2 separate regions of the Homo sapiens genome follow, and region 2 is linked to region 1. The links are chromatin contacts, found by Hi-C or POLR2A ChIA-PET in ENCODE. All regions are on one chromosome and are shown on one strand. Each heading gives the region's core, a stretch centred on a gene start or an enhancer-like site at or near the end of the contact. The rest is flanking DNA. Distances are from core to core; before and after follow the strand shown. Region 1 overlaps ROBO1 (roundabout guidance receptor 1). Region 2 overlaps ROBO1 (roundabout guidance receptor 1).

What was found. A loop is a pair of places that touch in the nucleus more often than their neighbours do. ChIA-PET counts read pairs that join two places held with the same protein, here RNA polymerase II (POLR2A). Pooled maps may share reads with other maps.
Region 2: a map of MCF 10A shows a loop between it and region 1 (2.3-fold over the local background). The contact joins two enhancer-like sites. A Hi-C loop is called at or near these places in 1 of 168 maps with a recorded cell type or tissue (MCF 10A) and 4 of 50 pooled maps. POLR2A ChIA-PET finds 5 or more read pairs at or near these places in 1 of 52 experiments (WTC11).

What each region holds. Positions count from the first base shown.
Region 1 is chr3:78,727,260-78,732,824 of GRCh38, reverse strand. All of the region lies in intron 5 of ROBO1 (roundabout guidance receptor 1), which reads left to right. Among named protein-coding and RNA genes, the nearest start is that of LINC02077, 680 kb to the right of the region's middle. Within about 2 kb of position 3,769, at least 3 of the 41 ENCODE cell types and tissues checked have a DNase peak (open chromatin) inside an H3K27ac peak, as active enhancers do.
Region 2 is chr3:78,965,380-78,970,877 of GRCh38, reverse strand. The region is part of intron 3 of ROBO1 (roundabout guidance receptor 1); the gene reads left to right. Among named protein-coding and RNA genes, the nearest start is that of MIR3923, 540 kb to the left of the region's middle. Within about 2 kb of position 1,282, at least 3 of the 41 ENCODE cell types and tissues checked have a DNase peak (open chromatin) inside an H3K27ac peak, as active enhancers do.

The DNA.
Region 1 (5,565 bases), core at 2,520-5,019:
GTATGGGAACATTTCAAAAGCAGTTGAGCTTAATCTGTATAATACTGGCTGGAAATAATGTAAATTTGTCTCTTTGAGTGGATAGAGTACAATTTACTAAGGAATCCATGATTTCTTATTCCTTAGCCTATTCACATGCATGGTGTCACTCTTCTCTCACCTCGATATATGACATCACTGTATTGTTCCATGCATCATGTATATAAAAGATCATGCCACATTTCCCCATCTTTATTAGGGAAGCTTATAAATATTCTGATTAACCTTTAAACATTCATGATAATAAGCACATGTTTGCATGGGAAGAGAAGAGGCATTCTTCTTCATAGAAATGTATGTGGGATATTTACCTTACAACATTAGTCCTACAGACAACACATGCAAATATGAAATGTAAACATACACATTGTTTTTTTTCTGCTGACAGTTACATGGACTAATGGCCATTAGGTTGGATGTCCAGATTGGTTAGGCTTAAATATGGGGTGTGCTGGAAGGGGGAACTTCAATGTAATATGCTTAAGGAGGTCCATGGATAGCACCTATTTGTTCTTCCAGCCATTCAGTTTGGGGATCTATACGTTTTAAAAATATTGTGAATTTGTAGTTTATGGCGTGAGAAGCAAAGAAAATATAAGCTGTTGTTCTCTATCTCAAAGAAAGCCCTCTATAGAAGCTTTACTTTGGATCTATGTAGAATGAGCTTCAGTGTACTTACCAAATGATCTGGAGCAAGTTTTGATACTCTCAGAGCCTTAATTTTCTAATCCAAAATATAGGAAAATACACCTTGTGAGAATGTTTTCGACGTTAAAAATAATGCATGTAACAATGCTATGTATATAGCTGGTGTTGGTATATCACAGTTCTCATTAATTAAAACAATACCAGTAATACAGATTGTTGCTTAAATACATTGGCACATTTATTAAATTGACCACAGATTCACTGATGCATTTTTCGTGTACTGCAGGAAGAACTGTCAAAAGCGGTTTACACACAGGACATAATGTTTTTCAGATGTTAAGCTTTTGCAATTCTTAAGTTCTTTAAAATTTCTATAGAAACACCAGAGAATTTAAATACATTTGTTATTTTAGTATGGAGTGGTCAGAATTTGAATTTGTCTGCTATAATGCAGTATAAAATAGTGTGCTTTTCACATAAATTTGAAGATATTCAGCATTTTTTTTCAGAAGAGATGACTGAAATCATAAGAATTCTGTATGTCCAATCTCTTAGATTGTGAACAATTCTGATAGTGTACTTTCTATGTAAGTGCTGTGTTTTTAAATGTTAAAACTAGGAGAAAGTTTTTGCCATCACAGAACATATATTCTATGCAGAAGAAAGGCAGGAAATGTCAGATCAAGCTTTTTTCATTGATTTTACTTTGTTCTTTAATCTTCACACTGACTGATATAACTTCTAGTGCAGGCTTTCCCATCCCTAAATGCTGGAACTCTTAAGATCGGTTTATATGGAAGCAACCTAGGATGCACAAGATTCTGATTTTTCAGCTCAAAGTTCCAACAGTATATCCTAGACGTAGGTTAGAAGCCATATAAAACACTCATATCCCTTATTACAATTAATACCGTTTGTATTACATTTTCTGTTCAGCATGCTTTTGTCTTGGCTATGGAATGGAACCATTTATGACTAAGAAAGAACATTCCAAATAAATATCCCTCCAAACAGTTTTTACAATACTCTTTACACAGATCATTTTCTCTTTTATTTTGTTTTCACCAATAACTATAGAAATAGAAATGGTCAGGATGAGTTTATTTTTATTTCTTATTTGTCCATGAGTTAATTATTAGTTCTCAGGAAATAGCAAAAGTACCTATTGATAATTTTGAAGTTTAATGTAGCCCACCAGAAAGCTCCTTTTTAAGCGCTAGGTCAGACCTGTCTTTCTAAGGTCGTATTTTCTTCCTCACATTGAAGAATTAGCCTACTTGCTTCCTCTAAGGATGTATGTAGAAATATTTTAATTCATGTTAACATGTGTATTGTTGGAAGATATGGGATTTATTTATGTTTTGAACGTGTTTTCCATAGGAAATGAGGCACAAATTTGCCAAGTGAGTGAGCTACATTCTAGCATAATCTCGTGTTCAACAAAGGAGGGTGAAGCAACTGGCCATATGGATATTGAATCTCTTACCCTGGTCTGATGAGCCCTAACTTCTGATTAATCAATTAAGCTTGTCACTTGCAAGCTCTTCTTTTTCTCCTTTGACTCTTTGGGATTAAAATACCACAGAATGTGTGTGAGTGTTTACTTCAATTTGTAGCTATTTTAGGAATATTTCTTCTTCTGTAGAATCTTAATTAGTAATATTAAATGCTGTTTATATTTTTGAATAAAAAATGCATTTCTGTAAAGTAAAATTGGTCAATCTATATCAAGGAATCCCTTGCATACCCAACCTTGATTTGACTTTGCCATGGTTATGAGTCTTCTACAGAATGTAAGTCAATGTAAATTTCAAGGGTAACAAGTTATACGTGGTCTCTGGAAAAGGCTTTATCTTAGCAAGCATTTGGTAGTGAGGGAATTTCTCACACTGGACCAAACTATAGAGCTAAGTATAAGAACCCAGAGAGAGGAAAAGGGATTTACTGTTGGCAAAGTATTTTCAGCTGGTGTACTTGTAATTCAAAAGAGCCAAGAGTTTGAAAATAAGCTTTTCTCCCCTCAAATACTATGAACATTTGTCATCTTTATTTCTAGAGTATAGTCATAATTCCCTTGTAGATTTTTATTTCAGGCTGTCTTAGCTGTGACTGTATGTAAATTCAGAATTAGAGCCAGATGGTTGGAAGAGGTGATAAAAAGCAAACCTGGTTTTGTGGGAAAGTGAAAATTGCCCATAAGACTTTGTTTTTTACCTTTAAAACAGCAGGACACTGTTTCATGAGACCTGTGAAGGAAATAATACATTAACTTTAATAGCTATAAGCTAAATCAATTTTTCATATTAAGGCTGAATGCTACCATGTAATCTACCTAGAATTTTCATAGAGGTAAAAATCAATTAGCTTTCTTACTTTTAGAAGATAGCTAGCAAAGGCTAAAACCACTCTTTATATTGCCTCCTTTTATAGGATTCACTTTGGGGTTCTAGTCTTAATAATTTGGGAACCAGACACCTGGGGAAATCTGCTAAAAAGCCTTCACTGTTTCATCTGCTCTCCATTTCATCAGCACTCAGCAGTTGTCTGTTCCTGGTTAATACTATAAATTAGAAGGGGCTTTCCTGGTTGATTGCTTTAGGCTACGTACCTCTGTCTAGCCCAGGAAAATGGGTGTCCAGCAGAAAAATGCCATACCCAAGGCTTCATATTGTCTTTGAGCTACACCTAAGCAAGCAAAATTGTTGTGTTTAAAGAGGGCTGTGTTACTTCTTTCTATTATTACTTATTAAAATTAGGAATCATGAAAAGGATCTCTGGTGATATACATTGGATAGAGAGCAAGATACTAATTTATACTTTCACAAAGAAAATCATCCTTTCCTTTAACTATGTCTGTCTGCAGGGTGGCTCCCACTTACGTGCAATTAGCAACACAGCTCTTCCTGATGTAGTCTATAATCAAATTATCATAGGTGTGCTTCTGCAGCAGCAAACAGCCAACTACCAATTTATCAATTGTTATGAGGAAGAAATGAGAAATTTAGGAGGAGAAATGGAAATAGCAGAGAAGTGCAGCTGCCAGAGTCCTAGGCGGGGACTCTCCCAGGCCTGTGTTCTCAGCTGGCAGCTCACCAAGCTGTGCAAAGAGCCACGTGTTCCCACTGGGATAATTGCTTTTTCTGCATAAGTCTCTTGTTGCTTCTCTCTGATGATCAAGTGTGTTTAAACTCCTGGCTGAATTCATGTTGGTTTTCAAATGGTATTGTAAAGTGTACCAGGAAACAAATGAAACGGGATCATGTTCTCTTGTGTGTATGTAGCCCAGGCAAATATGGGACGCCAATGGAGAGATCCTAATTGCCTATTTTTCCTCTCAATTCCACTCCTAAGAGAGTAGTTGAAAGACCTGAAACAAGTTATGGCTTTTCTTCATGCAATGCTGTCCTTTTTTATGTCACCAGGAATTTTTAGAATGGTCATTTGATTGCTTTCAATTTATCATTCTCATATTTTCTTTACAATGTGTGTGTACTTGCCCCGGTGTCCTTTTGTTATATAAAACATTTTTTGTGCAAACCCCAGGAACATTATTTACACTTTGAGTAGGCTGTAAATGATGAAATACCCTTCACTTGAGAATAGACTAGTGAATAATTTGTAAAATCTAGGTACTTTTTACAGTTTAATTGAAAGCTGACTAATCTGGGTTTTTTTTTTTTATAACCTAGAAGAAAAAACAAAATCTTATGAATATTGGTATACAATCTGTTTTCCTTAGTTTCATCCATCTTGGGGTACAGTGCTGTCATTTTGTGTTATGAGTTCATATTGGACTGGTCTTGAGTTAAAGACAAGTTTACCCGACAGCCTGTGAACGCACAGCATGAAACCAGATCATATCTAATCAAGAGACTCGAGTGGGAAATAATTAAAATAATGCATTTCTCCTTCCTCCTTTTCCTTCTCCTCCTCCTTCCCCTTTCTCTCTCTTTTAGGGCTCTGTGAACCAGAAGAAAATAGGAATAGAGGGAGGTAAGAAATTTTGGGAAAATGAAGCAAGAATCAATAGCTTTTATAAAAAATAGAAAGATCAAAAAATCTTTAATAAACTTTGCTAACCAAGAAGAACTGTGATTTGGCTGAGGTTTATTGTTTATTTAATCTAAAATAAAATATTTGCTTTGATATTTAAATATAAAATCATTTTGTCATAAATACATAGAATTTTAAAATTATTTTGTGAGATTAGTACAAATAAATATATAAAATATACATGTTTATAGAATATATAAAAATGAATTTCTTGAAATTTGTTCTTACACTTAGAAGTATTGGTCACTAGATCAGTAAATATAAGTTTCTCTCTATCAATGATTTTTGATGGTGATGGTTTTGAATCGATTTATGAACAATTTACATTTTTATCTGATAGCTAACTACATTAAAATGTAGGTCTTAAAGACAAAATTATTAATGTGTATGTTCAGAAATATAATTAAACCATAGTTAACAAAAACATGAAATTATTTAATAAGAGATGTAGTTTTTTTCTGAGACGGAGTCTCGCTCTGTCGCCCAGGCTGGAGTACAGTGGTTCGATCTCGGCTCACTGCAAGCTCCGCCTCCTGGGTTCACGCCATTCTCCTGCCTCAGCCTCCCGAGTAGCTGGGACTACAGGTGCCGCCACCACGCCCGGATAATTTTTTGTATTTTTAGTGGAGACAGGGTTTCACCGTGTTAGCCAGGATGGTCTCAATCTCCTGACCTTGTGATCCGCCCGCCTCGGCCTCCCAGAGTGCTGGGATTACAGGCATGAGCCACCGCGCCCGGCCGAGATGTAGTTTTTTAAAGTATTCTTTTTGCACTACCTACCTGGGACTATGACAAGGAAATATTATAAAATAAGAAATACTGTAT
Region 2 (5,498 bases), core at 33-2,532, 240 kb before region 1:
CTTTGCTATCAAATGACCTAGATTGAAATCGTAGCCCTATTACTAACTGACTGAATAAACTTGGGTGAGTCACTTGACTGTATTATTACCCATATCCCTATGGTAAATGGGATGATAAAAGCATCCATTTCTTGTGAATTAAATGGGATAAATTATAATTGTTCTGGAAGATGATTTCCTTATTACCTCTGCAAAGATTTTTTTGTCATTTTAATAGTTAATTATTCTACTATTATGGTTAGTTTAGGTTATAGATTATTTTAATATTAAAATCCCTGGACAAGTCATTTGAATTCAGAACTTCTTAACCTATTTATTTTTCAGATTTGGGGAAGTGATAGTTAAACAACAATTATGATTTTAGTTTCTAAAACATGTAAATAAAATCTCACTTTAAAGTACCTTAAAATATGGTAGGGGTAGATATAGTTCACTGTTTGAAGGTTGGACGCCTGTGATAAAAGAGCTGTTTATATCACCCTGCAGTGTAGTATTATTCTAAATCAGAAATTATTTTGGTCTGTTTAGCCAGCATCAAAGAAGGAAAACAGAAAGGAGACATCGTTATGTGAACATATATTACCTAGTTGAGTAATTTTTTCTAAATTATTTAATCTGTGAAGTAAATATTATTATCAGTCCTACAGAATCATCAGTGCTGGGAAATCATTCATTTGAAAAGTATTTAATATATTCAAAATCAATATAATGAAAAATATATTCTCTTGAAGTAATTATTGTAAGTTTACTTTTTCTCTTTTTCTTCACCTTTAATGAGTCTTTGGCTCCTCTGTCCTCTCATTTTAAGAAATAAAATGTGCTCTAAAATATAAACTGGCACAATAACCATTTGTAGGTCATTCTCTTTCCCCTATGTATCCAAAAAGATTATATTTTAAAACTGCCAAAGTTTCAAATGAGAATAATTTTTATCTATCTTTTTGTTTTTGTGTGAAATATGTTTCAGTCGTAACTCACTGAGTATTTAGCAACATTTAATAATAAAGTAATTTAACTGTCTGCAAAAACCAGGTTCTTCAATTATTGTTTATTTTTAGTTTGATGTGCAATGGAAAATTAAGTTTGTGTCCATATGATTTTTGTATAAAATAATCCTTTTCATATGTTTGGCTTCTGGGTTTTTTGAAAGTCAAACTTCAGAAAATGTGAGGGATTAAAATCTCCACATGTGGCTCTGCCAGACACGTCACAATAGGCTGCTGTTTCAGTGCAACACATGCAGCATTGAGTAGGCGTACTCAGATGATACTGAACTTCCCAAGCAGATTGACTAAGAATGCCCAGGAAGTGGAGTTCACCATAGATTTATTTGATTCTACTAAGATTATAGTCATTTTCAAATACCCTGATCTAGAGTCAGGATAAAATATGTTATTGTCAACCTTACTCTGCTATCATGTTTCCAACATTCTGTGTCAAGTGATTAGCAATGTAACTAATATGTGATTCAAAATAGTTACTAGGAAAAGGAAATGGAAGTTAAGTATTCTTTTTGTTTGTAGACTTGTAGTGCTGTCTTCTACCACATTCACCTTCATCCTTTATGAATGTAGGGACCTGATTTTAATATTTGAGCTTCCATGTTGATAGTAGTTATAGGTTTAGCAGCCATTTGACTTGGAGAAACAGAGCTTCTAGGAATTTAGTAATTTTAAAAATAAACCATATATTTTATCAATTATAACTATCTTCTTATATTTAAGGGAAAAAGCGTTGTTTTCCAAAGAGTAGTTTATTAGTTTATGGAGCAATGCTTATGCAATAAGGTTTTGGGATCCACTCATATATACTTCAGCTTCACAAAAATCAGATGATTTCAGCTTACTGGAGTAGGATGAGACAGACAAGTTATTTACTAAAAATTAGACCTCAGACAAAGTACTTAACTATTTTGAGCCTTCCTTTCTAACCATCTGTAAATATTTAAAAATAGGAATATCATGGAGATTCATTAAGATAAAATACAGAAAACACTGGTGCCTATTTGTGCCTGTTATAAAATTCATCTTTTAACCTTACCAGTAATGAAATGTAATACAAAATTTACTGGTATATTATTTGAATGAAACCTATTTGTCAGCCAAGAAGGATGCATTGCACCTTGTAGAATACAAAAACTTATACTTTCTTATTTGTATTGTTATTGAATTGACCTAGAAACAACTCCTAAAAAAGAAAGAAAGAAGACTGAGTGAAATTTGGCCAAATTTGATTCTTTAATTTCTTCTTACTGCCTTTTTTTTTTCTTTTTGGAGACCAAAGAGTTGATCATTTTAAAATATCTATTTTATTTAAGAATATCTGTAATCTTAGCACTTTGAGAAGCCCAGGTAGGCAGCTCACTTGAGGTCAGGAGTTCGAGACCAGCCTGGCCAACATGGTGAAACCCCATCCCCATCATGGTGAAAGTAGCTGGGCTTGCTAATTTCACCATGTGAGTGGCGCACACCTATAATCCCAGCTATTCGGGAGGAGAATTGGTTGAACCTGGGAAGCAGAGGTTGCAGTGAGCCAAGATCGCACCACTGCATTCCAGCCTGGGAGACAGAGTGAGACTCTGCCTTAAAAAAAAAAAAAAAAAAAAAGAATCTATACAGTTCCTATAAAGTGACATGTTTTCCATTTCATGACTCCTGTGGCTCCCACCTGAGTGTTTTGTTAGCATTCAAGGTCCTTATAAAATTGACATAGAAAAGTGGTTTATCTTTAAAATTAAATTCCATGCCCTCTCCAATGAGATAACAAATAAAACTTGCAGATCTTTTGATACTTCTGTAACAGAACTTTAAAAATAAACTGTGTTTAAGATGAAAGATTGATTTCCCTCCACTCATAGTTTCTTAAACTGAAATGAAAACATTTATTTGTTTGCCGTTCTAATCTCAAAATGACTTGCAAGTTTATGATGTGTTCACCTTTGGAAGATGAGAGCAAGTAAACCTCAGGAGAATTATGACCTTAACTATATAGCCAGTTTGAAAATATTTCTCTTTGCCTTTCTTTTTTTAAAGATACCATTTAATTTCACCCTAATTTAAGACTAGTTATCCATCTTTTCTTATAAGTTAAATAAATCATTTTGCTGTATATAATGTTGAAATATTTTTATTAGATTTATGGATCTTTTTAGATTGTTGGTATTTATACAAGGGATTAACATTTTAAAATTAAAAAATACTAAAAATAAGGGACCGGCCCTACAGCTATAGAACTCCACAAATAATGAAGGAGGGTCATGATTGCTTGTTAGAAACAAAAAGGTTTTTAACAAGATACATCTAATGCTGTATGTCTCCTACTCCCAAGTTCAGTCTAAATTCGGGAAGACTTCAGTGCCCAGTTTCTTTCTCTCTTGGAGAAAGTGAAATGGGGAGTGTTAGATGGATGTGAGGCAAAACCTCAAAATAAGGTTTTGGAAGGAGGGAAGTTAGATTTTAGTTACAGGAACTAGGCTTGGCTTGGAATTGTAGGAATAGGGGTTGGCTTGGAGTGATAAAACAATAGCTTAGCTTCAAGGATGGGGTGGGGGTGGGGAGGTGGGAAAGCATGGCCAGGTCATAACAGAACTGCCTTACAGGACTGACTTGATGAGAAGCCAGTGAGTCACATGTCCTTATATTTCCCTTGCCGAGGGAAGCAGTGCTCTAGGGCTCCTCTGGCCCTGAACCTGCAAGTAAGAGTTAAGTGATTTCAGGCAGCCATCAACAGTATTGACAGATGGAGTATATTAAAAGGGAAATAAATAGAAAAACAGTCACTAGGAAAAGGAAGGAAACTGGATACCTAGCATTTATTACATATGTGCCAGACACTCTGCTAGGTACGTTACATTTGGCTGTTGTAACAATCCTGTGAGGTAGGAGTTTTCATTCCAGTTTTATTTCATTTACAGATGAGGAAATTGAGAATCAGAATAATGTCACATAGATATATGTAACCAAATATTAGGATATGGGTTTAAAGCTGTAGGACTGAAGAAAGAGTTGTGTGCTATAATTAAAGCAGATAATTCATTTACTGTGGGATCTACAGAGAGACCAGATCTGATGAAGTGTAGCATTTGTCCAGGGAAATTAATTGATACTTAGTGGTATTTAAAATGTGAAATAATTTATTTTCCAGTCATTTCTAAGGAGATGGAGCTCTATAAGAAATGTTGATTAAGAGGTGCCAATTGTATTTAAATTAAAGCAATATGTTTTAATATTAGAATTCAATAGTTAAGCAGTACAAATACCTATTTCCTGTTAGAGAAAACCAGTGACTTAACTTTGGATTGTAAGCGAAAGAAATCAGGTGTTCTCAAACTTTAATGTGCCTTGGAATTACCTCTGGTACTTGTTAAATTACATCACTAAGAGATTTAGTTTAGTAGATCAGAAGTGGGCTTCTCTGACATCTGAATTATTAGCAGTCCCGACCTCTCTCGTCGACTGTGATGTACCAAGCAGTTAAATATCAGTAGATACAAATTAAGATTTTCATTGTAATGTATACCAGTGTTGAAAAGCTGTTGCTACAGATTGGGATTTCCCCCATTGCGTTTATTTTCACTTAACCATAGGTTAGAAAATGTTGTCTAACACAGAGGTCCCCAGCCTTTTTGGCACCAGGGACTTGTTTCTTAGAAGACAATTTTTCCACAGACAGAGAGGGGCAGGGAATGGTTTTGGAGTGCAGCTATTCCACCTCCAATCTCAGATCATCAGGCATTAGACTCTCATAAGAAGAGCACAACCTAGATCCCTTGCTTGCTCAGTTCACAGTAGGGTTTGTGCCGTGAGCATCTAATGCCACCACTGATCTGACAGGAGATGGAGCTCAGGGGCTAATGCCGGCTGCTGCAGCTGGGGATTGGGGACCCCTGGTCTAACACAATAGCTAGTTGCTTGTTGCATTTAAAGATAATTGATTAAAATAAAATGAAATAATAAAGTTCAGTTTCAAGTATTCAAAAGCCTCCTGTGACTAGTGGCTACTGTTTCAGAAAGAGCACATAATAGGACATTTTCATCATCATTGCAGAAAGTTATATTTGACAATGCTGGATTAGAGGGTAAGAACCCAGAATTTTTGCTCCAGTATAATTGTTATGGAGTGAGAAATTATGTTTTGAAGTTATTCTTATTAAATACTACTGTTTTATGTAGAAGCAGACATTTTCTTTATAAAAGTGAGTTTTATATTAAAAATGCTTCTGATTAAATAACATATTACATGCTTTATTTTTTTTTTTGAAATGAATAAACATACTTAAAGAAGATAAATTACTTAGGTGGCTTGAACTTGTCCTGGGAATGATAATCATCTGAAGAGTTTTTTGATGTATAAGGGATTTTCCCACTAAAGAACTTTCCCCCAAAGAACATTTCTCACTCTGCTCAAAGAAGTAGGAAAGGCCTAAATATTTTATCGCTTTATAAAACAGGCTTAAAGATGATATGAAAAAAGGAAACTAAGTGGTCTAAGCAACCTCC